7 separate regions of the Mus musculus genome follow, and all the other regions are linked to region 2. Evidence: chromatin loops called from intact Hi-C (ENCODE). Cell type or tissue: heart. All regions are shown on one strand.

Region 1 (4,000 bases), 470 kb after region 2:
TGAGAGCAAGTTTCAGGACAGCCAGAGCCACTCAGAGAAACTGTGTCTGGAAAAACAGCGAAGAAAAAAAAGAAAGTTCAAGGCCTGTCTGAGCCTGTGAAACTCTGTCAAAACAGTGTGGTGGGTCATCAATCCTAGCACTTGTAGAGCAGGGGGATCTCTAAGCTGGAGACCAACCTGGTCTATATAGTGAGTTCTGGAGTAATTAGGGCTGCAGAGTGAGACCTTGTCTCAAAATAATAATGTGGGAAGCAGCTCTGGAGATATGTTTAGCCAGCAATTCCTCAAATTCACACTCAGATACAACATACAGACAGAGCAGAATATGGGCATAGGGAAAAAAAATACAACTCAGGCAGGCCTTCTTCCACACTGTAGAAGCCATTGCATGGGTGCGCGCGCGCGCGCGTGGACGTGCGCATGAACACATGCGTGTGTACAGTGAACTTTCATTTCAATACAGGTGTTGAAGGAAGCGCTGGAAGTTCACTTTCAGGACTGGGCTGTGTCCTGTAGGGACACAAACCAGACCCAAACTAACAAACCTTTGGGGTGGGCAGGGAAAATTTGGTTTAAGTCAGGGGCTGTCTGTACCCAGCTGGGGAAGAGAAGGGGAGCCTGTATTCTTACCTGGAGACCCGAGGCACAGAAGACCAGCTTCAGGACCTGCCAAGACGGGGTGGATTCCGCTGTCTCTGTCCGCGGAGCCAGGAGAACCTCATCAGGAGCCTTGGGCTCATTGCCAAACACACAGGCTTTCACCAGGGGGAAGCAGAGACCCCTGCCTGAAGAAGACACAGTCAAGGTCCACAACCTCTGCAGAGCAGCCAGCCCGATCCGGTGTCTGACTTACTGGCCTCCCTCCCGGCCCAAGTCCCGCTCTGCCAACACCTGCAACCAGACTTCCCTCATCTCCCCACCCTCTGGCCACATTACCTGTCTCCAGGTAGTTCTTCCGTCTTAAGTACTGCACCAGGAGGTAGCCAGGTACCATAAAGCTGGCATAGCCCGCTACATTCAACAAGAAGCGGAAGAGCCACAGCTGTGTCCAGGACTGCGGAGGGGCTTCGGGTGACTCTCCACCTGCTCCCAAGGAAGGGAGTGTGGCGAGTACCACTACTGCCCACCATCTGCTGGGACAGCCGAAGCAACGATTAGGTTTGCAGCTCTTCCGCCTCTCTGCCCTCCGGAGGGGACTGTACCAGGGAAGTGCCCAGTGGCCTCCCCGCCCCCTCCGCTGCAGCCCAGAGGGACGGACAAAGAGCCTCTCTCTCCCTCTCTCTCAGGGGGTCCGGCGCAGGCCAGGCAGAACCTCCTCCCTTCTCGGGGACGGCCCCGCCTGTCCAGCCACATAGGTCGCCTCTGTTCCCTTCAGCGCGCGGGCAGCTCAGGCCACAGGCAACCCCCACCCCCTTCCCTCTCCGAAGCGCCACTGTCCCTCATCCCCCTACGCGCGACAATCCCCGAAGCCCCGCGAGGAGCGTAGGCCACATGCCGCGTGCCCATCCACACGGGGCTCCCAACAGTGCCACGCGGATCTGCGGCTGGAGGACCCCCCACCCCGCCTCCGGAGCCCTGGGGTCTCGGTCACGTGGCCCCGGGGTCTCGGTCACGTGGGCCATGGCTGCCCGAGCCCCCCACCTGGCGTCCATGGCCCAGCCGCGTGGGGCGGAGGGGGGACCGGGGAATGTGAGTCCCCCGGGCCGCGCGCTCCCTCCGCTCCCTCTGCCGCCCGCTCCAGCAGCCAGCCAGTCAGCCAGCCAGCGGAAGTGCTGCGCTCTTCCCGCCTCCTCCCCGCCTCAGCCCCCTTCGCGACACTCCGGCCACAGCGACCCCACGCGGCCCGGAGGCAGACCAAGCCCGGTTCCCCTGGGGAACTCCAGTTGGGACTCCCTCCCTTTCCCAGCTTGCTTGGTCACAGCCATCAACCCAACCCAACCCAACCCACACAGAGTGATGATGACCATTGCCATCTAGTGGACTAGGATTTTGAGTATCTGAGACCCAGTACTTCCTCTTACATTACGGTTTTTTTGTTTTTTGTTTTGGTGTTTTTTTTTTTTTTTTTTCGAGACAGGGTTTCTCTGTGTAGCCCTGGATGTCCTGGAACTCACGCTGTATCCCAGGCTGGCCTCGAACTCCAGATCCTCCTGCCTCTGCCTCCTTCAGCAAATCCTACCGGCCTGCGCCACCAGAACCGGCGTTAGTTTTTAAACAATGATGTCTCTTCCTTTTTTGGCTGCATCAGTAATCATCCCCTTAGTACCTGTGATTGTGACCTTCTAGGCTCTGTATGACCTGGTGCGTCCTCCTCGCCCACTTGCCCAACCTTGTAGAGTCCTGTTGGCCTGTTTTCAGTTCCTTTAATTCATCGGAGGCCTTCCCCAATGCTGTCTTTCCCCTTGCTCATCCTAAATCGCAATTTCAACGACACCTGCTTGAAGCTTCCCAGAGGATGATCCTTCGCCCACTCCATTGTCCTCCTTCCTGCTAACGGTTTTCTTCCTTCCCAGTCACCCATTGCAACGTATAACCACATATTTAGTTGTTTATGCCTTTAATATCTGTCTCACTCACAGGATGCATTTGCTTAGTGCTTATAAGCGCTAAGCATCGGAAAGTATGTTGATTTATTTCTTCTCCTTCTTCGTGCATGACCTAGCAGGGCCCTCAGTGTGTGGAGTCTAAGGGGGTTGGGTGGGGGAGGAAAGTTGCAACTCTCTTGTGATCAATGTCCTCAAACTTCTCCAGGGACACGTGTGTGTCTCCATATTCTTCCTCCTCACTCTCCAGCCCTGGGCATTTCCACATGAAGGAGATGTGCCTGTGGTGGCAGGAACCACTTAGGTCTCCTACCATACCCAGCAAGGCCCTGTGCTTGCTCAGGGCTTGTTTCCTTCTCTCTGCCTTTACCCGAGAGTCAGGCCTGCCTATGCATACAACTGTAGAAGGGAAACGTTGTTGTTGTTGTTTTTTTTAAAGCCCCTCTCTTCCATTTTAGTGTCATATTAGAATAACTGCAAAGGTTCAGTTGGGAGCCTTATGTTTGAAGTCTTTAGATAACTTTGCGGTGGCCCGCTGCCACCAGACCTATAATCCCAGCTACTCAGGAGGCTGAGACAGGAAGTTCCCAGTTCAAAGATGACTGCCTGGGCTATAGAGTGAGTTCCAGGCCATCTCTGGCAACTCATTGAGATCCCATCACAACATAAAAAATGAAAAGAGGGCCGGGGACACAGCTCCATGATAGTAAGCTTGCCTACCGCTGGGGAGGCTCTAGGTTCACACCCCAGTGCCAAACACACTCACAAAGGTATTTTAGGTGAGACCCCTCGGGTCAGTTTGCTCATCCCCATTTTCCAGGTAGCTGGCAATTTCAGCCCATGCCATCTTCAACAGAAGCAAGGAGGCTTCCTTCAGGATACCAGTGGCTTCGAGGGTCTTTCAAGAATCTCCATCCAGGCCACTTGGGAAGTCCTTCCTTCCAGATCGGCTCTTCCTCGTCTGCAATCCTTCATCTCATTTTAGGACTATGCTAGCCCCAGGACCAGCATCAGCAGAGGGGCGACATTGCTTGGGTCCCAACTGCAGCAGCTGCGGATCCAGCTTCCAGGTGGGAAGCGGTGGGGACCCATCCGAGCTTCAGTCAGTACATAGCAGTGGTTTGCCGGAGATTTTCAGGTCATCGAAGGGCAAATAAGAAAGGAGCTGAGCGAGAGAGAGAGAGAGAGAGAGAGAGAGAGAGAGAGAGAGAAAACAGAGAGAAGCAGAGTTAATGCCCTAAGTGATGGCACCAGGGATGGCAGCAGGGACCTGGGCAAGCTGAAGGCCAGACAGTGAAAGACCTGGGCATGGCAGAGACCCGAAGATTAGACAAGATCTGAGATAAGCCATGCAGAATATCTGAGCTAGGAGTGACCTTACAGTAGATATAGTATGTCCATTGGCACTATGTATACACAGTGGCTGTTGTTGGGGTTAGGGTTGGGGTGTGGAAGGC
Region 2 (4,000 bases):
TCCCTGTACAGGCTCATCTGGGAACACCTTATACATATATATACACATATACTACATGTATATATACATATACTATACATATACATATCATGGCTATCTCAGGATAGGAGGAGGAGTCTAAAGCCGTGAAGTCGAGAAGAGCTGATTCCCCTCAAAGTCTCTTCATTTTGCTCCAAACCTCAGAATCCTTTACTGAGTCCCTCTTCTGTAGGCCCGTGGCCTTTCCCAAGACCACAGAACTGTGGTTCTCAGCCTTCCTAATGCTGAGACCCTTTAGTACAGTTCCTCATGTTGTGGTGACCCCCCCAGCCCCCCCCCACAGGCAACATAAAAATATTTTTGTTGCTACTTCATAACTGTAATTTTGTTACTATTATGGATCATAATGTAACTCTCTGACATGCAGGCCATCTGATATGCGACCCCTGTGAAAGGGTTGTTGGACAGTCCCTCCAAAGGGTTGAGGGTTGAGAATCACAGCTGGAGGAGGTGGAGATGAGAAGGGCAGCGCTTTGGGAGCCTTCAGTGTCTACAGCCTCTGTTATGCCACGATGAGAGACAGGGGCCCCCTGACAGGGAGCTACATTTGGTGTTCTTGCGGTTAGAGACAGACACGTGAGACATTTGGTGGCTTTCCTTTCTGACTCCTCTTAGTTGCTTAGAGCAGGGATCAGGATCAGGTGAGGAAACCCACAGGAGGGCTCTGGACCAGCAAACATTTACTAACTACTACTTTCCCTGCTACAAGAGAGCCATCCAGGAGGGGACTCGGGACTAGTAATGATGGGCAGGAAGGGATAGCGTGAGGAGCCAGCTCCCTTCCTCATAAGATCCTCATACTACTGCTCCATTGGAATTGGGGTGCCCAAGAGGTGCCAGCACCCACCCAGCTTCAGTACTGTGTGCAGAGGGATGGAGATAGTGGATTACACTGGGGGGGGGGGCAATAGGAAGATTGTTGAGTTCTCTTTCTCAGAAGTCCAGCAGATCTGGGTGAGGGCTGGGACTGGTTGGTCCCTCTCTTCCCACAGGTATCGGAGCCCCCTCTTGTTCCCAGGGGAGCCTAGGAGCAGCTGGGCCAAAGCCCAACCAGGAATTTTTCCAGGCTGGTTCCTATATCCAAGGGTGGGTTAGAGGTGGGGGTTTTGGAGAGCTCTTAAGGAAGACACTGAGGACATGGAGAAGGGGACTTAGTAGAAAGAGAGGGGACAGAGCCACACGGGCTAAGTGTGCAAGCATAGAGAAATAGCCAAGGGTTTTAGGGAGAATGGGAGGACAGAGTACACCCCTGAATTCTGTTTAGAAGATGAACCGTAAGCCTAGGCTAGAACTGAGGGAGCCTCTACTCCCACCCTTCCGAGGGTTGGCGGCAGCGCTGGGCAGCTGGCCTACCTACCTTTCTGAATGCTAGGGTAGGTTTGAATCACCATGCCGGCCTGGCCCGCTTCTGCCCCCATTGGCACCCTGGCTTCAGTTCCCTGGCAACATCTCTGTGTGTGTGTGTGTGTGTGTGTGAGAGAGAGAGATCAGGAGGAACAAGGGCCTCTGTCTGCCCAGCTGTCTCTCCTTCAGGGCTCTGCCAGACTACACAGTGCATACGTGGGTTTCCACAGGTCGTCTCACTCCCCGCCACTGACTAACTCCAGAACTCCACTTCCCGTTCTCAGTGCCACAAATTTGGTGCCAAATTCTCTCCAGAGAAGCCTCTCTGGAAACTTCCCAGAGGATCCCATTCACCCCAGGGCCCTAGCTCCTGATGACTGCAGATCAGACAAGGGCTCAGATAAGCATACTCCCCCCCCCCCGTAACCCCCTCCCCACATATAAACCTAGAGTTATGCTTCCGAGGTCAAACACGCAACTTTTTGGGTGTGTGTGTATGTCAGAAACACGCAATTATTTGGGAGCTCAAAGTCTGCCGCACTCAAGAATCAACTCTCACCCCCTTTCCAAGACCCGTGCCATTTGAGCAAGAGTTGGGGTGTGCATAATGTAGTCACTAGGGGGCGCTCGGCCATCACGGGGAGATCGTGAACTTGGGCGAGCCGAGTCTGCGTGAGGGAGGACGCGTGTGTCAATGTGAGTGCGTGCATGCATGTGTGTGTGTGTGTAGTGTGTTTGTGAGGTGGGGGAGAAAGCCAGGGGTCACTCTAGTTGTCCCTATCCTCATACGTCCCTGCCAGCTCTCCGCCTTCCAACCCCTACTTTCTCCTATATTCCTGGGAAAGGGAATTGTTCTTAGACCCTGTCCGCATATAACCTCACTCTCCTGTCTCCCCTGATTCCCAATACTCTGGGATTCCCAGTGTGTTCCTGAGCCCAGTTTGAAGGGGTGCACAGATAATTTTGAGGCCGTGGACCCTGGTAAGGGGTTTAGCTTTCCATTTCGCGGTAGTGGCCTAGGGGCTCCCCGAAAGGCGGTGCCTGGCTCCACCAGACCGCTCCCCGGGGCGGGTCTGGGCGGGGCTTGGGGGTGGAGCTAGATTTCCTCTTTTTCTTCCACCGCTGTTACCGGTGAGAAGCGCAGAGGCTTGGGGCAGCCGAGCTGCAGCGAGGCCGCGGCACTGGGGGCGAGCTGAGCGGCGGCAGCGGAGCTCTGTCGCGAGACGCAGCGACAAGGCAGACTATTCAGCGGACTCACCAGCCCGGGAGTCTGTGCTCTGGGATTTGATATTCAAACCTCTTAATTTTTTTTTCTTAAACTGTATTGTTTTACGCTTTAATTTATTTTTGCTTCCTATTCCCCTCTTAAATCGTGCCAACGGTTTGAGGAGGTTGGTTCTTCACTCCCTCAAATCACTTCGGATTGTGGAAATCAGCAGACGAAAGAGGTATCAAGAGCTCCAGAGAGAAGTCAAGGAAGAGAGAGAGAGACCGGTCAGAGAGAGCGCGCTGGCGAGCGAACAGAGAGAGGGACAGGGGCAAAGTGACTGACCTGCTTTTGGGGGTGACCGCCAGAGCGCGGCGTGAGCCCTCCCCCTTGGGATCTTGCATCGGACCAGTCGCGCTGACGGACAGACAGACAGACACCGCCCCCAGCCCCAGCGCCCACCTCCTCGCCGGCGGGCTGCCGACGGTGGACGCGGCGGCGAGCCGCGAGGAACCGAAGCCCGCGCCCGGAGGCGGGGTGGAGGGGGTCGGGGCTCGCGGGATTGCACGGAAACTTTTCGTCCAACTTCTGGGCTCTTCTCGCTCCGTAGTAGCCGTGGTCTGCGCCGCAGGAGACAAACCGATCGGAGCTGGGAGAAGTGCTAGCTCGGGCCTGGAGAAGCCGGGGCCCGAGAAGAGAGGGGAGGAAGAGAAGGAAGAGGAGAGGGGGCCGCAGTGGGCGCTCGGCTCTCAGGAGCCGAGCTCATGGACGGGTGAGGCGGCCGTGTGCGCAGACAGTGCTCCAGCCGCGCGCGCGCCCCAGGCCCCGGCCCGGGCCTCGGTTCCAGAAGGGAGAGGAGCCCGCCAAGGCGCGCAAGAGAGCGGGCTGCCTCGCAGTCCGAGCCGGAGAGGGAGCGCGAGCCGCGCCGGCCCCGGACGGGCCTCCGAAACCATGAACTTTCTGCTCTCTTGGGTGCACTGGACCCTGGCTTTACTGCTGTACCTCCACCATGCCAAGGTAAGCGGTCGTGCCCGTCTGCTGTCGCCGGGCCGTGGCGAGCGCCTCTCCCGCTTGGGGACGTGCGTGCGTGCGAGCGCGCGCGTGGGGGGCTTCGTGCCCCACGCGGGTCCTTGGGCACCGGGCGCGAGGCGTCCCCCTCTGTCGTCGTACGTGGAGGGGGAGGGGGTGCGCGCTAGGTGGGAGGGCGCCAGGATCGTCTCGCCGCCCACGCGGGCCCTGCCCACCCACCAGAGTCACCGCACGTACGATCTGGGCCGAGCAGCGGAGGGCGGGAGCCAGAGGAGGAGGCTGAGGGGGCTGGGCTTGTGCCGAGGCTGGCGGCAGAAGTTTGCTCCGGGTCGCGGGTCCCCGGAGAACTGGAAGTCCGGGCAAAGGGGGCGGGAGTCCGGA
Region 3 (4,000 bases), 74 kb after region 2:
ACTTGCATAGAACTGGGGCCAGTCATAATTTAAAGGTCAACACTGGGTCCAATCCTAGCTCTTGGAGACTGAGGCAAGAGCATTCCTGCAAGCTCAAGCCCAGCTAGGACTGTGGAGTCATGGCCTATCTCAACAGTAGCGACAGTAAAGGCCCACTGAGGGGCAGGGCCCAGTGGGTGGACCTGCTGGCTGCACACAGGAGTCTGACCCCGGGAACACAAGTGAAGGTGGAAGGAGAGGACTGACTACAGAGCTGACTTCTGACCTACAGATCCAGCCATTGCATGCACACATATGATGTGTGCATGATATTAATAAAGTTTAAAAATAAAAACAAAGCAACCCCCTAATACAACAACAACAAAACAACAACAACAACAACAGCAACAGAGAGTCACATGCCTATTTGACCCCTGTGGGGTACAGGGTGAGTGAGTGTTCTACAGAGTGCTCCCTAACTTGGTTTTTCTTTGAAACTACTTAAACAGTATATGTATGCGTGTAGTGTATACATATGTGCACACATGGATGAACACGACTTTGCACACACTGGGAGACCAGAAGAGGCTATCAGGTGTCCTTCTCTATCAATTTATGGCTTACTTCTTTGAAGCAAGGTTTCTCCACAACTCTGGGGTCTATTTTTTTATTTTCAGCTAAACTTGCAGCCAGCAACACCCCCCTCCAGAGATCTTCCTGTCTCTGCCCCCCACCCCCATAGTGCTGGGGTCAAAGGTGACTCACTGGAGACTCTGCCTGACTTTTTGCAGGTTTCTGACACCCGAACTCAGGGCTTTGTGGTGATTCAGTGGTTTTTTTTTTTATCGATGAGCCCTCTCTCTCTACCAACCCCACCTGCTCATCCCAGCCCTCACAGGAGAGCGACAGGTGCCCAATTAGGGAAATTGACCATTTCAAAACTCCTCTGGTGAGGCTGACAGGCGAACCAACTTGGAAGCCCCTGAATGAGCGCTAAAAGTGATGATTGTTAACAGTCATGTGAGCTGTAGACAGCTAGGCTCCCGCTCAGTGGGAGCTGGAGCAGAGGTGGGCCAGCAAGAGAGCTAAGGACAACTGTCTTGGCTGCCTCTCCGCAACCCTGGGTTCCTCACCAACAATACGAGAGTCAATGATACTTAGCTCAGGAAGGCGACTATGGACTCCAAAGGAATAAATACTTGCATATCAATTATCGTAACAGGTGTCAGGCAGCTAAGAGATGTTGGCTGAGTGTTGGGGGGCACGGGTAGAGAAAAGCTTCTTATATGAAATTATTGAAAATCTTTTAAATTAAATTAAATTTATTATATGTGTATTCATGTTTGGTCTGCATGTGTGTGGGTGTATCATATGCATGCCTGGAGGGAGAATCAGATCCCCAAGAGCTGGAGTCAGAGACAGGTGTAAGCTACCATGGGGGTGTTGGGAGTCGAACCTGGGTCCTTTGGAAGAGCATCAAATGTTCTTGACCACTGAGCCACCTAGGAGGATCGATACCGTGGCCCCCAGTGAACTGGAATCTGACTGGAATCTCTCAGCCCGAGGAGGAGGCTTGAGGCATGGCATCTGTTTCTTGTCATATGGTTACCCCCTTTTCTTTAATCACATGTTTGACCTTCTGTTTGAGAAGATGCCAGCCTCAGACTATCCATGAAGGTACTGGGGAACGAGAACTGGGGCTCCACCCTTCCTGTTCTCGGTGGGGCTGGGTGGGCTACTAAGGAACTCCCAGAGCCTTCAGCTCAAGCCTAGAGGTCTTTCCTTGCCAGCTGTCCAGTGTCCTGGTGCTCTGGGGATGGTGAAGTTTGCTTGTATGCCTTTAAGACTTGGAGGCTGGGGGACCTGACTGAAGAAAGCCAGTGGGTTCCTTTGAAATGGAAGTGACATCTAGTGGTCTATAAAAGAACTACTCAGCTGACCCCCAGCCTCAAGCTGGCCCCTGAGGTCCCCTTCTTGGTCCCTCTCCTCCTGGGCCACAACCCTACTTGAGGGATCTAAGCTCCAACTACAGGATCTTGATAGTAGGTGGGTGCCTTGGCCCAGCCCCAGCCTGGAACTCAGGCAGGGCACTTAGCCTAGCTCAGACACCCAGAAAGACCAGGTCTGGGCAGCTAAGAAAAAACAAATGCATACGTCTTTCTCTTGGAGTACAGTGCTGGGGTTAAGGTTCCTGGGTGAAGTAGAATCCTGCTGCTCATGCCCTTTGCTTCTGAGGTACCTGGCTGAGTCCAGGAGCACAGAGGTATAAATGCTGTGTAGGCCTCAGTGCTGAATCATCGGGAACTCGTGGCTGTGCTGTGGTTATGCAATGGCCTGGCCATGGGTCGTTGGTGTCAATACAGGCTTTCAGCCACTGCTTCAATAGGCAAAAGGCTTGAGGGAACACAAGTACCAGGTTGGGGTGTTGGAAAGGAGTCAGGGGGAGGCTAAGGGGGCACGAACCACTGCTCTATACAAGCCTGGTATGAGGAGGCCTGGATGAGGAGAACACAGCCTGCACTCAGGGAGCTTGTCTGAGGGAGACATTGTCCCATCCTTAAGGAACCCCAGTCTGATGGGGGGTGTAACCTGACCTCCAGAAGCCTCCAATATGAAGACGATGTGACCCATCTTCAGGGAGCCCCAATCAGAAAGATTGCAGTTGAGGGTGCGGACAAGAAGGAATGAGGCTCACCTAGACCTAAGGGCTCTTGCCATGAAAACCCAGGGCAGATGGCAGGATGACAGAGTCACAATAACTGAGGTCTGTAGGGGAAAGTGCCATAGGATGACATCCAAGGGATGGCAGGGAACTGGTCTTCCCGCCCTGTGTCTGGATTGTTCCCAGGACAAAGGCTCTGTGCCCACCTGGGGTCCCAAGTCCAACACATGGGGAAGAGGAGAGGACAGGGTAGTCTCCTGACTACCAGCATCCTCCACTCCTTCCCATCTTCTGGGTAGCAAGAGCCCTAACCCTCCCTTTCCCATCCCACTCCCCAGGTCTTATTTTTATAGCCTTTCTGTAAGTGTGAAATGACCTCAAGGCACAGCCAAAAGCTGGAAATAAATCTGAACAGAAATGTTAGTCTCTCTACCCTCTCATCCATCCATAACTCAGGTTCCCTTTGGAGGTCCCAGTTACTGATTTCCTGTATATTCTTCCAAAGATAGCCTAATATATATATATTTACAAACTTTTCTCCCACACAGACAGCCGAGTCTCCACGAGGCTCTGTGTCATTTTTCTCCTGCTTAACCCAGAGGCTCAGAATCGCCTCGTTCTGTTTCTCCACTCCGGTGCATTCCCTCTAACAGAGAGCTGAGCATTCACTCTTGGAGGGGATGTCTCGGGCAGAGCACAGACTTTGGAGGAGGGGGGCTTCTATAGTTTAGATCCCCACTCTGGTATGAGCCAGCTGGTTGACATTCAACCTGTTGCTTAATGTCTCGGTGACTCAGTTTCCTCCTTTATGGGCCTGACGGGAAAGCAAACATTGACCCCAAAGTGTTTTGTGAGGATCCCGTTAGATAACTGGTCCTGAAGGATGCTCTCACCAGGCAGCAGCATGAGTAGCAGGCACTCAATAAACTCGGAGTTACTGCTCCGAGATTATTTTGCCAGACCCCTTCTGAGAAGACCGGCCTGTTCGCAGGCTCTTATTATTATAAACAGTGTGGTAAACAAGCGTCCCCAATCCACATGCCATCTGGTCCTCGTGGGAACGTAGCTGCAGGAAAAGCTACAAAGGCCAAGCTCATTCTGAATTTTGAAGGCAACTGTGAGCTGCCCCACATATGGGTGGTCCTTGCCACACAGTCGACAGCCACGTGTGGGCCTGCTCCATCTGAACACTGACTTTCTTACATTTCTCTGGGCACACAAGCCTATCACTGGGTTCTTGGGAGAAATCACTCGGTCCCTCCCCCTACACCTCCTGACTCCCGTATGTATTCCCACCCTGGGAGGAGCTAACCAGCTGTGAGGACTGGAGTGCTCTACAGCTAGCCAAAATCTTCCAAG
Region 4 (4,000 bases), 350 kb after region 2:
TTGTTTTGTTTTTAATTTTATTAAATCTTTCAAGCAGCCGCAGGGTTGAGTTGTCTCTATTTTATAGGTGAAGACCCTGAGCTGGTTAAGTACCCTGTCCAGAATAAAAGCCAAGTGTGCTTCATCTTAGGTCTCTTGGTCCTCTTCCCCTGCCTTAGAACTTGAACCCACAAACCCCACACTTGAGTTAGGAATCAGCTCCATGCAAGACGAAAGGCAAACCTGTAGATTTAGGGCATGGCGTTCCTCAGAGCTGGTGCTGACAGCCCTCCGAGCCTGCTAGTGGAGGAGCCCTATTGGCAGGAGCAGCGAAATGCCTCCGCCCATCTCTGGATCTGTCACAGACTGCTGTGTGACCTTCCCCAAGTTATTTGCCTTCTCTGTGTGTCAGTGGCCTGTTGGGGTTGTGAGGGGTGGCAAATAGCAACATTTGCAAGGTGCTTAATGGAGTAATGCCGGGGACAGAATAAAAGCAAGACAGGCAGGTGTGGTGGAACACTTATTTGTGTCTTGACTTGGAATCAAGCCTAGGAGGCTATATCGCTAAATCCTAAAAAGATGGGGGAGGGAGCCACCTATGGATACAATGATATACCTTTGCCTTTCTCTGAGTTCCACCAAAGCCAAGCAAAACCTTTGGTATTTGTTATAGATTGGAGGACCGATGCCCGGATGGCATACTAAGAGTTAATTTCTTATTCACTGGCTTTGTAAGAACCTAAAGAAGCCCTAAACTCTACAAGGAAAACAAACAAACAAACAAAAAATAACTTCTAACCTATAACACAGTTTTTATTAGTGAAATGACAACCTTGATTTGGTTAAGCTAAAATTCGCCCCCCATCCCTATACAATACAAACTTCATTATCCAAATAGAGAAATGGGATCACAGCTGGCTGGGTATGTCTAGGTTGGGAGAACCTTCACCTGCTACTTCTATCCTTCGGCTCCCCAGTGCTAGGCTGGATTTGAAAGCAGCTGCCCTGAATGACACAACCCAGCAACCCCACCCCTACAGTTAAAGAACTTGAAGTCATCGAAGTCAACCAGCAAAGCCACCAGCCCAACTCCACCTCTTACCTACCCCGTGACCTTGCCTGGCTCCACTCCCTTCTCAGGTCCCTGTTTCCTTCCTGTGGATGGGTGATCTGGGTGTGCCTTGCTCACCTTGGGTGCAGGGGAGGATCTGTGTGTTCGATCCTGGGGAACTCTCACCCACAGTAACAGAGCCACATCTTGTAGAAGCTCCCAGAGTGTCCCATCTTCCTTCAGAGTAGGGAAGATGGGAACAGGAGGATGTCATCGAAGGAGTTTGGACAAGGGGTGGGAATAGGCACTGAAGTTCCTGGAGTTCAGAGAAGTCAGGACTGGAGATATAGCATGGTTGATAACATGCTTAGCATACGTGAAGCCCTAGGTTGGATTTCCAGCACTTGGGAAGTAGAGACAGAAATTTAAGGTCATCCACAGCTTCATAACAAGAGTAAAGCCAGTCTGCAATATATGAGACCTTGTCTCAAAGAATTAAAAAAAAAAAGGTGGGGGCAGGGGGAGGGGAGAAGGGCTAGTTGGGGTCTCCCTCCCTAAAACACCTATATTAATCAGTCCTGGAGCCTCAGCATCTGTGTGTCTTAATTTATACACCAAGACACAGACAGACAGACAGACAGACACACACACACACACTCCTCCATTCAGAGGCCACAAGTCCCTTTAGTTCTGCACACTATCATGTAGTAATCTAGCATCCTGTGCAGACAAGACCCACATATGACCATATTTACAAATCTGAACATATGTCAGCACTGGACTGCTCTTGTATTCATGGCCCAAGAACAAATAATAAGCATTTTATTTATGAAACATCCATATATGCAGAGGATGGTAAGTCGGAGATCAGCCTAGGCTACATAAAGAGACCTTGGTGAGAGACAGAGACAGTGCCCCCTCCCCCCACTGTGGATACTTTGTTACCTCTCTGGGAGAGCCATCCTGGTGTTTCTTTGTTACAGATTGGAAGAGTGAGGCCAGGCTACACCTTCACCTGTTCTAGGCCTATCAGCAAAGTGCCTTTGTGTTCAGAGAAGGGTCCCAGCTTAGGTAGAAGTTGACTTAGGTTTGAATTCCAGCTTCTATCATTTTATTGGCAGTGAGACCTTGTGGGAAAGTACTTAGCCTTTCTGGGCCCAGTACTCACATCTTCAAATGACAGGATGTTTGAGGATTAAATGTGGTCATGTATGCTATTCTTTTGTTTTAAAAGATTTAGTATTTATTTTATGTGTAGTAGTGTTCTGCCTGTGCGTGTCTGTGTACCATGTGGGTGCAATACCAGCAGAGGCCAGAAGAGGGTGTCAGTTCTGGAGCTGGAGTTCACAGTTGTTAGCTGCCCTGTGGGCACTGGGAATTGAATCCTTGTCTTCAAGAGAAGCCAGTGCTGTCATCTTAAAACAATGGACACTAGATAACTAGTACTTGCTTCAGTGATTAAACTCATGTGGTTTGTTGGTTTGTGGGTTTTTTGTTGTTGTTGTTGTTGTTTTTTGTTTTTTTTTTTGGTTTTTTTGAGACAGGGTTTCTCTGTGTAGCCCTGGCTGTCCTGGAACTCACTTTGTAGACCAGGCTGGTCTTGAACTCAGAAATCCGCCTGCCTCTGCCTCCCAAGTGCTGGGATTAAAGGCACGCGCCACCACTGCCCGGCTCAACTCATGTGTTTTTAAAGGCAGCTTTGGGCCAGAAAAAGGAGCCTGTATAACACATGCAGGGAGTTATTCTCTGCTCTGCTCTGAAGCAGGCTTTGCAAAGACTCCTTTGGACCAAGAGAAACAGATAAACAATGCTCACGTCCTCACAGCGCGCTCCTGGCTCCTGCCCTGAGTGATTGGATGTTTGAATGGGAGGAGGGGACCCCAGAGGTGCTAGGTCACCCTAAGGGGCTAAGGGACAGACAGTTGCTTCCAACCTGCTAGTTATCTCTTCTAGATTTGTTGTTCTCTCTCTTTGTCTGGTTGCCTTTCTTCCCTAGGGGCCCTACCCCAGGCAGACTGTCCATGTTGTCAGCAGAAGGGGCCCCCAGGGGCCCCAGAGTAGGGCCGGGGGGAGATGTGCTGCTGTGGTAGCTGTCTCTGCTGCAGCCACACTTCTTCAGCCTGGGAACCTCCCCAGAGCCCTGCTCAGCTTTGTCCCCAAGCCCTTCCAGAGCCCAGGGCTCCAACTGGCTTCCCCTTGCCTCCTCTCCTGCCCTTCATCCACTCAGGGCACAAAGGCTGTGGCAGGGCACCAGGCAGGCACCGGGCAAGACAGTAGTACAGTGGTTGCTGGGGGCCTTTAGAGGCCTCGCCCACTCTTCCCTCTCTTTTGCCAATGGAAAAGCTGGCTGGAGGGCACAGCATTCCCAGCCTGCTCTGCTCCGTTGACAGAAGCACGGCATTCTGGGAGTTGTAGTCCTTACACCCCTCTGTTTTCCCCCTATACAGCTAGTTGGAGAGAAGGGAGGAGAGCTGGGCTGGAAATGTGATGGAGAGAAGCAGGTATGGCAAGGGCCAGCGTGGTGACACAGACTCTGACATTTGGTTAGTTTACCTGCCTTCCAGCGCAGTGCTCTGCTCCGAGGACACAGGAGCAGCCTGATGCTGAACATCTGTTTAGAAGGTGGTTATGTGGAGGAGGTTAACAGAATTAAAAACTCTAAGCGCATTTGATCATTCTGGTTCTCTCTTCATATTTTTCACTTGAACTTAGCCAAAAGGCAGAGACGTAACCCCCCCCCCTTTAATTCTTCTTTCATTTATTATAGTCACAGAGATTGAATTTAGGGCTTCTTCTGAGAAGATCACAATGTTGGCTCTGGACTCTTATTCTCTGGCATAGAGACAGGTCTCTACCCATCATTTTAAAATCTATTCCCATTGCTTTATATGTATGAGTGTTTTGTCTGCATACATACATACATACGTACGTGTGTGCACCACATGCATGCCTGGTGCCTGCAGAGATCAG
Region 5 (4,000 bases), 180 kb after region 2:
AGTTGGACACTGGGCTGGTCTCCCAGGAAATAAGAGTACTGGGTGGATGAGCTCAGAGGGTGCTGAGCAACGGTAAGAGGGGGCTCCCCACCCAGGGAGGAGAACCCTTGTCCCCTCGTCTGGCTCAGGGAAGCTACTTCGAATCTGCCAGTGGCATAGTTGGGATGGAACCTGACTTGCAGTCTGTGGTTGATAATGGTGACATGCCACCAGCGGCAGTGACTACACTCCAAGACCACATCCCCCCATTACCTGGAGCATGCACTTGCAGTATCAGAGCATGCACTGAGGAGTGCATTGCTAGGGACAATGGTCACCCAGGAACTGGCAGAGAAGGTGAGACCTCAGGGTCCTGCTGCCCTCCCTGGATTTTCTGTGGGTGGCTTTCCAAACTCTCTAGCCTGGTTTCTATGCTAAGGGCATTGAGGACCTGGATCTGTGAGCAATACTCATTCATTTTGTCCGTCAGTCCTTCCCTTCTTCCTTCCTTTCTTCCTTCCTTGGTCCCGCCCTTCCTCCTCTTTGTCCTGACCACTCCCTCATTGACTGACTGTCAAAACATTCACTACACAGATTCTACAGCTCACCCTGGCTTAGGTGGGGAGCAGCCCTACACCTACCCAAGAGCTCTAGAAGATAGGCAGTGCCCTCAGCTGGCAATAGTCTCCACTGGGCAGAGTCTCAGGGCCAAGCCAGGGTGGGTCTAGGTGTCTCCATCTCCAGTCCTGGGAGCTCTGGGCTCAGCTCTTTGCTTACTGCCCATCAGGGAGGTTTTCTGCTCTTTCCCTCTGTCTGTGTTTGGCCTGGGGACAAAGGGCTCGGTGTCCTTCCCTGGGACCTTATCTGCCACTACGTCATTCCTTACCCCCTACTGCTGTCCTGGCTGTCCCTCAAACCATCGGACAGTACAGTCAGCGCAGGGCCTTTGTACACGACATCCTCGCCACTCTGCGTGTTCACTTCCGCGTGCAAGGGTCTCACCCTTTGATGTCCATACTCAAACTGTCCCCTCTCATCGAGGCATCCCCAACCTCCCTATTTAAAACTACATCATTCCCTGTCCCCTTCCTGCCTGTCCCCTGTTCTCTAAATTTTGTTTCCCTGCAACTTTTTTTTTCTTCTTTTCAGAGCTGTGAGTGGAGCCCAGGACATTTGCACATCTCTTCCCATATGCTAAGCAGACGTTCCACTGCACTGTGGTGACCGTGTGGACTGTGTAGTAAGCCTGCCCACATATCCCATATATTGTGCTTGTTTCATTTGATATATGTCCCCCTCCACTCTTGGCATGTCAGTTCTGTGAGATCACAGACTTTTGCCAATCCTCAGTGAACACGTTGACTAGGAAGGGGAATGAGCATTTAGAACCCACTAACATCAGCACCGACACTGAGGAGGACGGCCAGGGGCCAGCACGTCTTAGCAGGAGCTGACCCACAGCCGGAATGTGTGATTACAAGTAATGGTGGTTAGGGATGGGCGAGGGGTCAGTGGGGTTGTGGCCCCTGGTTCAGATCTGTCCCATTCCATTCTGGCTGTAGGGGTGTGTGTGTGTGTGTGTGTGTGTGTGTGTGTGTGTGTGTGTGTGTGTGTGTAAGAGAGAGAGAGAGAGAGAGAGACAGAGACAGAGAGACAGAGAGAGACAGAGAGAGACAGAGACAGAGAGACAGAGAGACAGAGAGACAGAGAGACAGAGAGACAGAGAGACAGAGAGACAGAGAGACAGAGAGACAGAGGAGAATGAAGAGACCCGGGAAGTCTACTCATCTGAGCAATGCGGCTTGAGCCTCCCTACCCGAGCTTCTCAACTTTGGCTTAGGAGAAGCCCTGACCAACACGGAAGGGACACAATGTAGAGAAGGGACTGTACCCCACACAGGCACATGCTATGTGCCAGACAGATTCCACGTGCTGGCTCTTCATCACCGCCCATTTTACAGATGATGGAAATTGAGTCTCAGGTCAGGGCAGTACATTTCACAGACGGTCAAACTGAGGTTTGAGCTGGCTCTCCAGTTTTCCTGCTATAGACATAGAAAGCAAAGTGGAAGAATTTACACCTAGGTCTCTGCCGCCTTGAATTTCTACCTCCTCTAGAGGTGACTGAAAGACCAGCTATGCCTAGCTAGTGAGCCATAGAGCTGGTGTTCTTCAAAGGGGTCTCTGAGGGGATAGTGCTGAGTATCAGGATGTTGTGGGGCAGCTTGGATCCTGTGCAGCTCCAGCCCCGGGGTAAATCCCACACCCATTGGGCATGGCATCCTCAAGGCCTTCTTAGGGGTCAGGGACAGCTCTCCTCAGCTCCCGCTGGCTGGCAGCTCCCTCTGCTGGACCCAGCCCTGAGGAGGAGCTCAGACACTGGGACGCCGCCGCTGCTGTCTGTCTGTCTGCACTTGGAGGCTGACTCTCCTTCCACTATGGGAGTGAGGGAGTCACATGCCGGGCACCTGTCGGGTCTTCAGGTTATCTGTTGAGGAGATCTACACGGAGGATGGATTTGGGGTGATCTGAGCCCCTCCTAGAGAGGTTGAGTACAGAGGGGCTTTGAATGCTGGTGCCCCTCTACCCACTCCAGAGGCAACAGTTATGTCTGCAGATGAGTGCAAGCCAGGCTGGCTCCCCATCAGACTGGAAACTCCCTGTGTCTAAGTTTAAGTGATTCCTTCTTCAGGCCAGGAGCCCCTGAGCTGTAGTCCCGCTCAGCTCCATAGACCAGCAACTGAGCCCCTAGGCTGGCAATCCCACATAACCTCTGGGACAGCCTTGGCCTTGGCCTCCTGGCTCTCACACACCTGTCACTGTCACTTGACACCCCCAAGGCACTGGGAAGCAGGGGTGTGTCCCACCCTGACCTTGGTCGCCCCTGAGGTGATACAGTGGAAAGGACCTGAAGGAGCGGGCCCAGGATGGGACGTGACTGCGCCCCTGAACTTGGGCTGCAGGCTTGATCATAGGGAAAGTGATACCTCAGGGAGGTGGAGTGCCCGGTGACATCAGCGTACGTGACTGTCAGCCCAGTTCTATCTGCCACCACCCCCGCCGCCACCGCAGTGTGCCTGTGGAGTACACTGACCTTCAGAGGCAAGCCCAGAGTGCTATCTGCATGTACCCTTCAAGGACAGGCTTGTCCCCAGGGTGGGGCCCACTCTTTGACTCCCCATCCTCTAAATGAAGACTTTGGGGTCCAAGGAACCCCCTAGCCTCAAGCCCTGTCTTGCCTGGGCTCCTGGATCAGGAGCTAGCCGTGTGCTGGGTGACTCTGCTGCTGGCAGTCCTGCCCCGAGGGGACCGATCGCTCCCTTGGCTCTATTAGACCTTTCTCCTGAGTTCCTGGCAAGCTCCTGGTGATTGGAGGCCAGTGTAGAGGGCACCTGGCACCCCACCCCAGGGCTGCTGACTGAGCTTGCAGGCCTAGATCCCCGAGGGACAGCTAGGACAGGCAAGGCTGGATGACCCAAGGAAGCAAGTTCAACGACTGTGGATAACCATCTCATGCTTCAAAAGTGCCTTCTCAGCCCCCATAGCTGCTAGAGCTCTTTCTTGTGGTCCCTCCGGAGCCCCATCAGAGGGGCACAAAAAGTCAAGCTTAGTAACTATGCTTAGCTTTCGGCCCAGGGAGGACGCGGGAAGCCAGTACCTAGATCTTGTATTTGAACATGATCTTAACCTGTCATTGACTAATCATGAACCCTTGCTAGTGTATACACACTCATATCACTCAACACGATGCAACCTGGGCCTCTGTGGGTATACTCATGTCGTTCAAATGATGCACATGGTAACCAAAACCACCACTAACTGGAGGTCTGTCACTAGTTAGGGAAAAATTAAAGCAGTCAAAACAGCAGGGCACTTAAGAGAGCTATCCAGGAATAAGGAAGACATAGTGAGCCCTGGTAAGCTCCCACACATCCCGGGGGGCACAGTGTGCATTCCTGGGGAAACCAGAAAGAGGCTCTGCTAGACACTCATACCCACTGAGCACACAGGCGATACAGGC
Region 6 (4,000 bases), 450 kb after region 2:
AGAGTTTCTCTCTAACCTTGGCTGTCCTGGAACTCTATATATAGATCATGCTGGCCTTAAACTCAGAGATCCACCTGCCTCTGCTTCCTGAGTGCTGGGATTTAAAGGTGTATACAACCATAGCCTGGGTTGTTTTCAATTCTTTTTCTTCTTCTTCTTTTTTTTTTTTTAAAATTAATGTGCATTGGTGTTTTTGCTTACATATATGTCTGTGTCAGAGCATCTGACCCTCTGGGACTGGAGTTAAAGACAGTTGTGAGCTGCCACGTGGCTCCTGGGAATTGAACCCAGGTTTCCTGGAAGAGCAGCCAATGCTCTTAACCACTGAGCCATCCCTCCCTCCATTCCCCAGTTGCTTGTTATCAATCCTTACTAAGGTCAAGCTTGGTGGTGGGTTGGAGGTTAAACGCATCACTGTACCAAGCACGGGTGTCCATGACTAGTTTGTCAAAACTGCATACATGCCTCAGCAGTGGTAGCTCACACCTTTAATGCTGGCGCTTGGGAGGCAGAGGCAGGCAGATCTGTGAGTTCAAGGCTGTTCTGGTGGTCTACAGTTCAAGTTCCAGGAAAGCAGGGCTATACAGAGAAACCATGTTTCAAACAACCAAACCAATCAACCAACAAACACCCCCAGCATACATCTGCTCTGTTAGAAATGGCCTTCCTATGCTATCTGGTTCAAACTGCCTGTTCCCTAACTAGGAGGCAAGCTAAAAAATACAAACAAAGTCTCTCCTGCTTGCCCTTAGCTCCAATGACTTGACTTCCTCCTCGTACTGAAATTCACGAGAGGTTTAGCAGCTTTCTTTTTCAACACTGGTAGCCTCTGGGGAACCCGAATTTTTTTCCCAAACTCTAACTTCCTACCTACAGTCTGGCTCCTGGGTTCCCTCTAATCCACCCCCGTGTGTGGCCACAAGGAACTGGTGAGAGTGTAATTACTCATTTTCCAAAGATTTATTTTATGTATGTGAGTACACTGTAGCTGTCCTCAGACATACCAGAAGAGGGCACCAGACCCCACTACAGATGCTTGTGAGCCACCTTGTGGTTGCTGAGAGTTGAACTCAGGACCTCTGGGAGAGCAGTCAGTGTTCTCACCGCTGAGCCATCTCTCCAGCCCTCCCCTTTCCCCGCCCTCCCCCCTTTTTTTGAGTCAGTTTTTCTGTGTAGCCCTGACTGTCTTGGAACTTGCTCTCTAGAGATCCTCCTGTCTCTGCCTCCTGAGCACTAGGAAGTAAGGTATGTGCCACCGCTGTCCTGCCTGTAACTACTTTTTTACTGGTCTTAGCTTTTCCGAAGAGTGTTGAAGATTCAGCAAGATGGCTGTGCATCCTGGCTGGCATGGTACTCACTATGGCTACTCTCCCGAGGGCTAGGATTGAGGCATGGCACCATCACAAGGGAATTTTTGTGCAGTGATTACAAGGGTGTCTCTCCCTTCCCCAAAGTTCCCTGATGTTTGACTCTCTACCATTGGCTTGTGAAAGTCTCTCCCCGTTCTGCGCCCTAGGGCGTTGGTGATATGACTTATCTCCTGTCACACTTTGAGCTGAAAGTGCTCCCTGGTTCCTAGGGGTGATCTGAAGATATTCATGAGCATGTGACGCTTGTCAAGTTTACCCCATCTCATGTCCCACCCACCTATGTGGTGACATTCATTGCTTGAATGTCCTTGAATGTTAGTAGGCTCTTAACTCTGGCACTGACCTGAATGGGTGTCGGAGGGGGGCATTTATGATTCTGCCACCAGTGTTGAAGAAAATATCTGGAATATAATCGTTTTCTCCCAAAGTCTTTTTAAAAAAAAAAAACAATTTTATGTACATTGGTGTTTTGCTTGCATATACATCTAGTTGCAGACAGTTGTGAACTACCATGTGGGTCCTGGGAATTGAACCCAGGTGCTCTGTAAGAGGAGCCAGTGCTCTTAAGAACCACTGAGATCTCTCTTCAGCCTCCCCCACCTCAAACTCTTCTAATGCATAGCCTTGTCCCTGAGTAACTACACTGATGGCTTCTGACCACAAGTGAGCTCTGTAGGCACCACCTTGAAGGTCAAGGAGAGTCAGGACCCACTGCAGGTTACTTCCTCCTCCTGGGAGGGAGGGAAGCTTGAGCAAGGGACTGCCAGGTATCCTTCCTGCCACAATGTTGTACATCACTTCCTGACGTCTCTGGTCTCTGTTCAAAGCAGTCTACTGAACTGCTGTTTTCTGGATGGCTGCCACTGATGTAAAAGTCCTTTACTGTGTGGGTCAATATGGTGAAGATTGCAGAGCACCCCCTTGTGGTCATAATCCACCACTGCAATTGAGCAGACCAGTGACTGCAAGGATGTCTGCTTTTTCCGGTGTTTACATGAGAAGACTGGTAAATTCTACCTTTGTTTAAAAACCTCTAGGTATAGAAAGGAGGAGATGTGAAAACAAGGGTACAAGGAAGTGGAGAGACAGGAGAACCTCAATTCTCACCTAAACTAAATTGTTCGTAGAATTAAGTTGATAGCAACTAGGAATGGATGTGAGCAGAGAACTGTGCTGTCTGGCTGTGCAAACAGGAAAGTGTGACGGCAGGAGATTGGCCAGAATGATGTCACAGCTAGGCTGGCAGTCCATACAGGTCCCTGGGGACCGTAGTGTTCCTAGGGTGGGAATGGCCAGAGTCCTCAACTCCTTAACCCATCGATGACTGTGTTCTAGCCAGGCTAGAAAAACAGGCTTACCCTGTTTGTTTTCATGGTGTGCCCATTCAGCCCTCTACCCCTCCCGGTAGTCCCGAGCACGCGGCTTTCTGGGTCCTAGCTGTGGGGAAGTGCTAAGTGTGGATCAGCAGGGCCCGAGACAGCAGCACGCTCTTCCTTGGCCTTTTCAGGGGGTAGGGCCACTTGGCTTGAATTCAGACCCACAGAGTCATCTGTCTTGGGCCCAGCTGTTCAAACCAGGAAAAGCCATTCTCTGTGGCTCCGGTTTCTCGCCAGGGAGTGGGAACATCGGGCAGGCTCTGCTAAGGGAATTAAACCACGTGCCTAGAGTTGGTACAGGGTAAGAAGATACTATTTATTTATTTATTTATTTATTTATTTATTTATTAGAGTTGGTACAGGGTAAGAAGATACTATTTATTTATTTATTTATTTATTGGTTTTTCGAGACAGGGTTTCTCCGTGTAGCCCTGGCTGTCCTGAAACTCACTCTGTAGACCAGGCTGGCCTCAAACTCAGAAATCTGCCTGCCTTTGCCTCCCAAATGCTGGGATTAAAGGTGTGCACCACCACTGAACAGCAAGAAGATACTCTTAATGCTGCTGCCCCGTAAGGTCCCCTGGTAACCAGGATGAGTCTCGGCATCCTGGGGTGGTCCACCTAAGCTACCTGCTCCCCTCCCCCACACCTCTGGGCGCTGGGAGCTTGAGAACCAAGCCATACTTACCTAGTTACCTCTTCCAGTGTGGATTACTGCTTGGGCTCTTGCTGTCAGTCAGTCAGCTAGGAATCCCAAGACTTTGGAGACGGGATGCACCCTGGGTTTGGGGTAGGGGCTGCTGGAGCTAAGCAAAGTATGTGATGTCACAGGTTCCCTGCCCCCCACCTCAATGGGAGCACCTTCTCCACTTGCTTGTGAGGAAGTCAGACTGTGGGACCTATACCACTGCACCTCGTGCCCAGGTCACCTTACACCAGGTACTCAGAGTCTCTCATGTGTAAAGCAGGGAAGGTAACAGGTGGAGAGCCACAGAGATCATGAATGACTCAGCTCTCCCATAGCTGGGGACTGGGACTCCTCGATGCGTGCCTGGTTTACTCTGGAAAACAGAAAGGCTAAAGGATGAAAAAGGGATTCTGTAGGCAGGCATGACGATGCGGTGCGTGCCTTTAATCCCAGGACTCAGGAAGCAGAGGCAGGGGGATTTCTGTGAGTTTGAGGCCAGCCTGGTCTAACAGAGTTGAGTTCGAGGACAGCCAAGGAAGGCTACACTGTGAAACCCTGACTCAAAA
Region 7 (4,000 bases), 220 kb after region 2:
TATTGTTCTGACCTGGGCTTGGATACACCGTCTCCTCTGTATCCCTGCTGTGTGATGTTCGGCAAAGATTCGTTTGGTAAGGTTCATTGAAGCTGAAACCCATGAATGGATGGTGAGAGCTGGCAGAGTTTCTCGCAGGTATCAAGCACTCAGCAATGGCTGCTGTGTGTTAAAGGAGTCATAGGGGGGAGCTGGATGCATTGCGGGGGGGGGGGGGCATCCTTCCCAGCCTGCGTACTTCAGCCTTTTCTACCCTCAGTAAAGAGAGGCTAATATTGCTTGGATTCGGGCTGGGTAGACGACTCAGTCAGTCAAGTGCTCGCTAGGCAAGCATCAGGACTTGAGTTTGGATCCCTGCTCAGATGAAAAGCTGGACACAGTAATAAATGCCTCTCATCCCAGCACTGGAGAGGCAGAGGCAGAGGGACCCATGGGGCCTGCTTGATAGCCGGAGTCTCTGAATCACTGAGCTCCAGGTTCAATGAGACCCTCTTCATAACAACAGGCCACTGAAGAAGAAATCCATTGTCAGACTCTGGCCTCCACTCACACATACACAAATATAAATGTCTATACACACACAAACTCCAAATGCATGTATATACTCATGCACAACTACTACACAGGTGGGCAAACATGATCATATATTCACACACATATGCAACATACATACAAACTCCAAAGATGTGTGTATACACATACAACACACACACACACACACACACACACACACACACACACTGCTCGGGTCAACAGCCCAAGCCCCTTGAGTTGTGTTGGATGCTGAAGAGAAGAGAATGTGGGGTACTTCTTAATGCAGGACACTAATTCCTACAAGAAGCCCCCAATTCTGTAGCCAGTCCAGAATCTGAACAATTTCCATAAGCCACATCAAGATACCAGCTTTGAGGAAAGTCAGGCTTGAAGGTCAATCCCTCAACGCCTCCCATGGTGGTGCAGGGTAGGAAGGAGGGAGTGCCCCATGCCGAGACATGGGTAGTAAGGGGAGAAGGCCAGCCTTCCCTATTTTGGGAGGTAGGAAGCAGCAGGTGGCTGGCTGGTGCTGGGACATGTGAACCCTCCCATCAGGGGCCATGTGGCCAGCAGCAGGGCAGCCTGGCACTGCCAGGTACAGCCAGGCTCCAGTGAACCCACTGGCCATGTGGAGAAGATCTGGTTTCCCAGCCATACACAAGTCACAGCACGGATGGTGAAAAGCCACCTGACTCTACCCTGTTCCCACTGCCTCCCTTACTCCCCCCTCCAAAAAAATAAAAAAAACCCTCTTCAGGTAAGCAGGCTGCAGACCTGGAAGTTAAAAAGTCCCCCGAACCTCTCCAGTTCAAGTATTGGAGCTATAACCCTACCATTCCAGGGCTTCTTAAACAGAGATTCTACCTAAGGACGTCTGAAGGGAAGTCAGCTCTACATCCAAAAACAAAAAAAAAAAAAAAAAGGAATTTGACTTGACCATGGTGAACTAGGTGCTACAGGTGGCTGGTGACAGCCCATGGTGACAGTCCCCGTAGGAACCTGGTTATTTTGGGCTGAGCATCAGAAGCAGGAGACTTCCCGGATGAAAATAGCCTTCCCTGGGTGTCATTCCCAAGACATATTCTGTTCCCAGTGGCCTGCTTGTCACAGGGTACTGTTTGCCTGCTCCTCCCAGGCAGGGTGAGCATGGCCAGGACATCCTTCCAGCCAGGAGAGGGGGGCACAGGGGGCAGCAGAACCTTGTTTCCTAATCAGGACCTTGCAGGAACACAGCACTGGTCTCCAGGGCCACAGAAAGCTGTGCACCATTTGCCAAACTCCTCCTTCTCCAGCTCTGCAAAGCCCTCTGGCTCCACCTGCCTCCCCAGTGTGTGGTCAGTCATTTCTTGTGGTCTGGGGCTCCCCCTAAGACTCAACGTTCCCAGGGGATAGGCCCTGTGTGTTCTTCAAACTGGCAATCTCTGAGGCCAGGCAGGCCCTGTCTTTCTCAGGCTAGAGCCGACTGATGTCAGACAGTGTCTCCCTCAGACCAGGTCTCTCTGAGGACAGCACTCAGGGTTAGAGATCTCCCAGATGGGGTTGTGTCCCACTTAATCTGGGCTCCTTCAGGGCAGGACCGGGCCTCTCTTGCTTTCTGGCACAGTCTAGAGACAGTTTACCAGGGTTCCTGGTCATCCGTCTCTAGCTCTCTAGGGCTAAGAAGTTTTGACACTTGGAAGGTTCCGCCTCCATCACTTCAGGGCATCTGTCTGACTCCTCAGACTCCCCTTGGTCGTGAGGAAACGGTGGTTCCTGCCTTCCGACCAGTGTGAGACTTAAATGAGATAATATGAACAAGAGTCTTGGCAAGGTGCCCAGCTGAGAGGGCAATTAAAAGGTAAAGAAAGAACTGGAGTCTTGAGGGGCGTTTGTCAGTTAGACAGAACCCCAGGCCATATGACCCTAGAGTCTAGGACCAAGACTGGCCCTGGAAGGCCACAGAGTGACCCAGGTCACTGTCCAGGCTAGGGATCCTCTTAAGATCCCAGTCTGCAGCTGTCTAGAGGCACGGTTCAGGCAACACTGTAGCAAGACTCATTCCTGCTCCATGTCTTCTTTGCCACACTCTAGCTTGTAGTTGGGGGCTCCTTCCGGGCAGAGCCAGGCTCTAGCTTGCAGCACCCACCTTGAGCTCCCAGCTCCAGTCACCCCCACGATGCTCTGAGTCTCTCCCTGCCTCTCCTACCACTAGGTGGAAGAGCCCAGATTCTTTGTACAAGTGACATTCGCATGGTGTGACACCTCTGGACCGGACAGAGGACCCCGGACCAGGACCAGACAACATAAATATATCTGGGGAGTTTACATTGTCGGGGGGGGGGCGGTTTGTCGTGCTCATCACTCTGCAAGCTCTGCCCCTGTTTATTCCCTGAGAGTTCACGGCCGGGGCACCACCGCTGGAGGGAGGTGGAGGGAATCTTTGGGTGGCTGCAGCTGCAGGGACATCAGTGAGCTGGGGGAGCCTGGGAAAGCCTGAGCGCACGTAGGCCACACCCTCCCACCTCCTCCAGCTGCAGCGGCCCTGCTCCAGATGATGCTGTTTGCAGGAGAGAGTCCCGGGATGGACTTGTGGGTGGAGGCCTTTTGGCCATCTTCCCCTCTGACCTCAGCCCCACCCAGTTCCAGGACACCCTCTCAGGTCCGGCTAAGTGGATTCTGGCTTGGGCTTAATCTTTACTAGCTGCTCCTGTAACTTGCCCGGGGCTCAATTCTGGGCTTGCAGCAGCTCCCACCACTCCGATTCTTTCACCCACTCTGAGAAGCAGGCTAAGCCAGGACTGTCTTAGTCTGCCGGGAAGGGTGGGAACCCAAAGGCTATTCTGGCTGTCCATAGTTCAGGGTCGACCAGCCAGTGGTAATAGCCTCTTGGGGGCCGGCACAGGACCCACCAAGCAGAGAGAGAAACTGAGACAGGGCATTCAAAGATGAGCAGATGAGGCAGTTGCTCACAGGTGCTCGGCTGTCGAGGTTAGGATTCATGCTGAGCTCTAGATGGCTGTCTTCTCTGCTTGGCCCTTTCTACCCAGAACCTGACTCTTACCTAGTGTGCAAGGACACCTTCCCAGAGCAGATAGGAGACACCTGCCTTCTCCACAGACTTTCATGTGAGATGAGAACATGGTCATTAGTTTCAATTTTCACTGGAAGGGCAAAGTCTCATGCCAAACAGGCAAGAGGGGAAAACCAATAATAACACCAGGCTACGGAGCTGCCTGGAGGCCAGCGAGCAAAGCTGTCCCTCTGTCCCTTCTGAGTCCTGAAGTCCCCCATCTCAGGAGCCCCTCACTGTGCCTCGAGGGCACATGGTGTCCTATGACAAAGAGACAGGGTGACTTGTCTAAGGTCATACCGCCAATGGCAGAACCTGTCCTGTGTGTGGGCAAGGAAAAGAGATTGAAAGCTGGGTGTGGTGGCTGAGGCAGATGGATCTCAGTGAGTTTGAGGGCAGCCTGGTCTATAGAGTGAG

Evidence for each region. A loop is a pair of places that touch in the nucleus more often than their neighbours do. Peaks named below come from ENCODE experiments on the same cell type or tissue, not always from the same donor. Only the 100,000 strongest peaks of a DNase experiment are listed, where the experiment ranks them.
Region 1: a loop joins it to region 2, with 2.2 times the contacts of the local background. A loop is called at or near these places in 3 of 42 quality-filtered maps.
Region 3: a loop joins it to region 2, with 1.9 times the contacts of the local background. A loop is called at or near these places in 6 of 42 quality-filtered maps.
Region 4: it touches region 2 in a loop (2.3-fold over the local background); 4 of 42 quality-filtered maps call a loop at or near these places.
Region 5: a loop joins it to region 2, with 7 times the contacts of the local background. A loop is called at or near these places in 18 of 42 quality-filtered maps.
Region 6: a loop joins it to region 2, with 2.2 times the contacts of the local background. A loop is called at or near these places in 3 of 42 quality-filtered maps.
Region 7: it touches region 2 in a loop (4-fold over the local background); 9 of 42 quality-filtered maps call a loop at or near these places.

What each region holds. Positions count from the first base shown.
Region 1 is chr17:45,561,710-45,565,709 of GRCm38, reverse strand. It overlaps Nfkbie (nuclear factor of kappa light polypeptide gene enhancer in B cells inhibitor, epsilon), which reads right to left. Exons shown (of 6, transcript NM_008690.4): 6 at 2,541-3,708. The coding sequence ends at 3,643. Slc35b2 (solute carrier family 35, member B2) reads right to left here and starts at 1,774. Exons shown (of 4, transcript NM_001357105.1): 1 at 1,642-1,774; 2 at 937-1,130; 3 at 631-785. The coding sequence starts at 1,652. In heart, a CTCF peak has its summit at 1,849; DNase peaks (open chromatin) are centred at 769, 1,759 and 2,249; H3K4me3 peaks cover 1,781 bases; H3K27ac peaks cover 1,406 bases.
Region 2 is chr17:46,030,898-46,034,897 of GRCm38, reverse strand. It overlaps Vegfa (vascular endothelial growth factor A), which reads left to right and starts at 2,521. Exons shown (of 7, transcript NM_009505.4): 1 at 2,521-3,607. The coding sequence starts at 3,008. In heart, a CTCF peak has its summit at 2,005 (motif pointing right); DNase peaks (open chromatin) are centred at 2,067, 2,477, 3,017, 3,437 and 1 weaker place; H3K4me3 peaks cover 2,303 bases; H3K27ac peaks cover 3,591 bases.
Region 3 is chr17:45,956,549-45,960,548 of GRCm38, reverse strand. No RefSeq gene overlaps it. Among named protein-coding and RNA genes, the nearest start is that of Gm36122, 9.7 kb to the right of the region's middle. In heart, a CTCF peak has its summit at 1,898 (motif pointing left); no DNase peak of the experiment used is centred here; H3K27ac peaks cover 735 bases; H3K27me3 peaks cover 471 bases.
Region 4 is chr17:45,680,119-45,684,118 of GRCm38, reverse strand. All of the region lies in intron 1 of Tmem63b (transmembrane protein 63b), which reads left to right. Among named protein-coding and RNA genes, the nearest start is that of Tmem63b, 4.1 kb to the left of the region's middle. In heart, a CTCF peak has its summit at 2,341 (motif pointing right); a DNase peak (open chromatin) is centred at 3,348; H3K4me3 peaks cover 685 bases; H3K27ac peaks cover 1,051 bases.
Region 5 is chr17:45,847,110-45,851,109 of GRCm38, reverse strand. No RefSeq gene overlaps it. Among named protein-coding and RNA genes, the nearest start is that of Gm35692, 20 kb to the right of the region's middle. In heart, CTCF peaks have their summits at 653 (motif pointing left) and 2,321 (motif pointing left); DNase peaks (open chromatin) are centred at 749, 2,329, 3,029 and 3,329; H3K27ac peaks cover 1,920 bases; H3K27me3 peaks cover 625 bases.
Region 6 is chr17:45,579,945-45,583,944 of GRCm38, reverse strand. No RefSeq gene overlaps it. Among named protein-coding and RNA genes, the nearest start is that of Gm35399, 8.6 kb to the right of the region's middle. In heart, CTCF peaks have their summits at 1,014 (motif pointing right), 2,093 and 2,309 (motif pointing left); DNase peaks (open chromatin) are centred at 2,012, 2,294, 2,914 and 3,484; H3K27ac peaks cover 1,300 bases.
Region 7 is chr17:45,813,840-45,817,839 of GRCm38, reverse strand. The region is part of intron 1 of Gm46607 (a long non-coding RNA gene); the gene reads right to left. Among named protein-coding and RNA genes, the nearest start is that of Gm35692, 13 kb to the left of the region's middle. In heart, a CTCF peak has its summit at 1,853; DNase peaks (open chromatin) are centred at 1,079, 1,739 and 3,059; H3K27ac peaks cover 1,468 bases; H3K27me3 peaks cover 1,112 bases.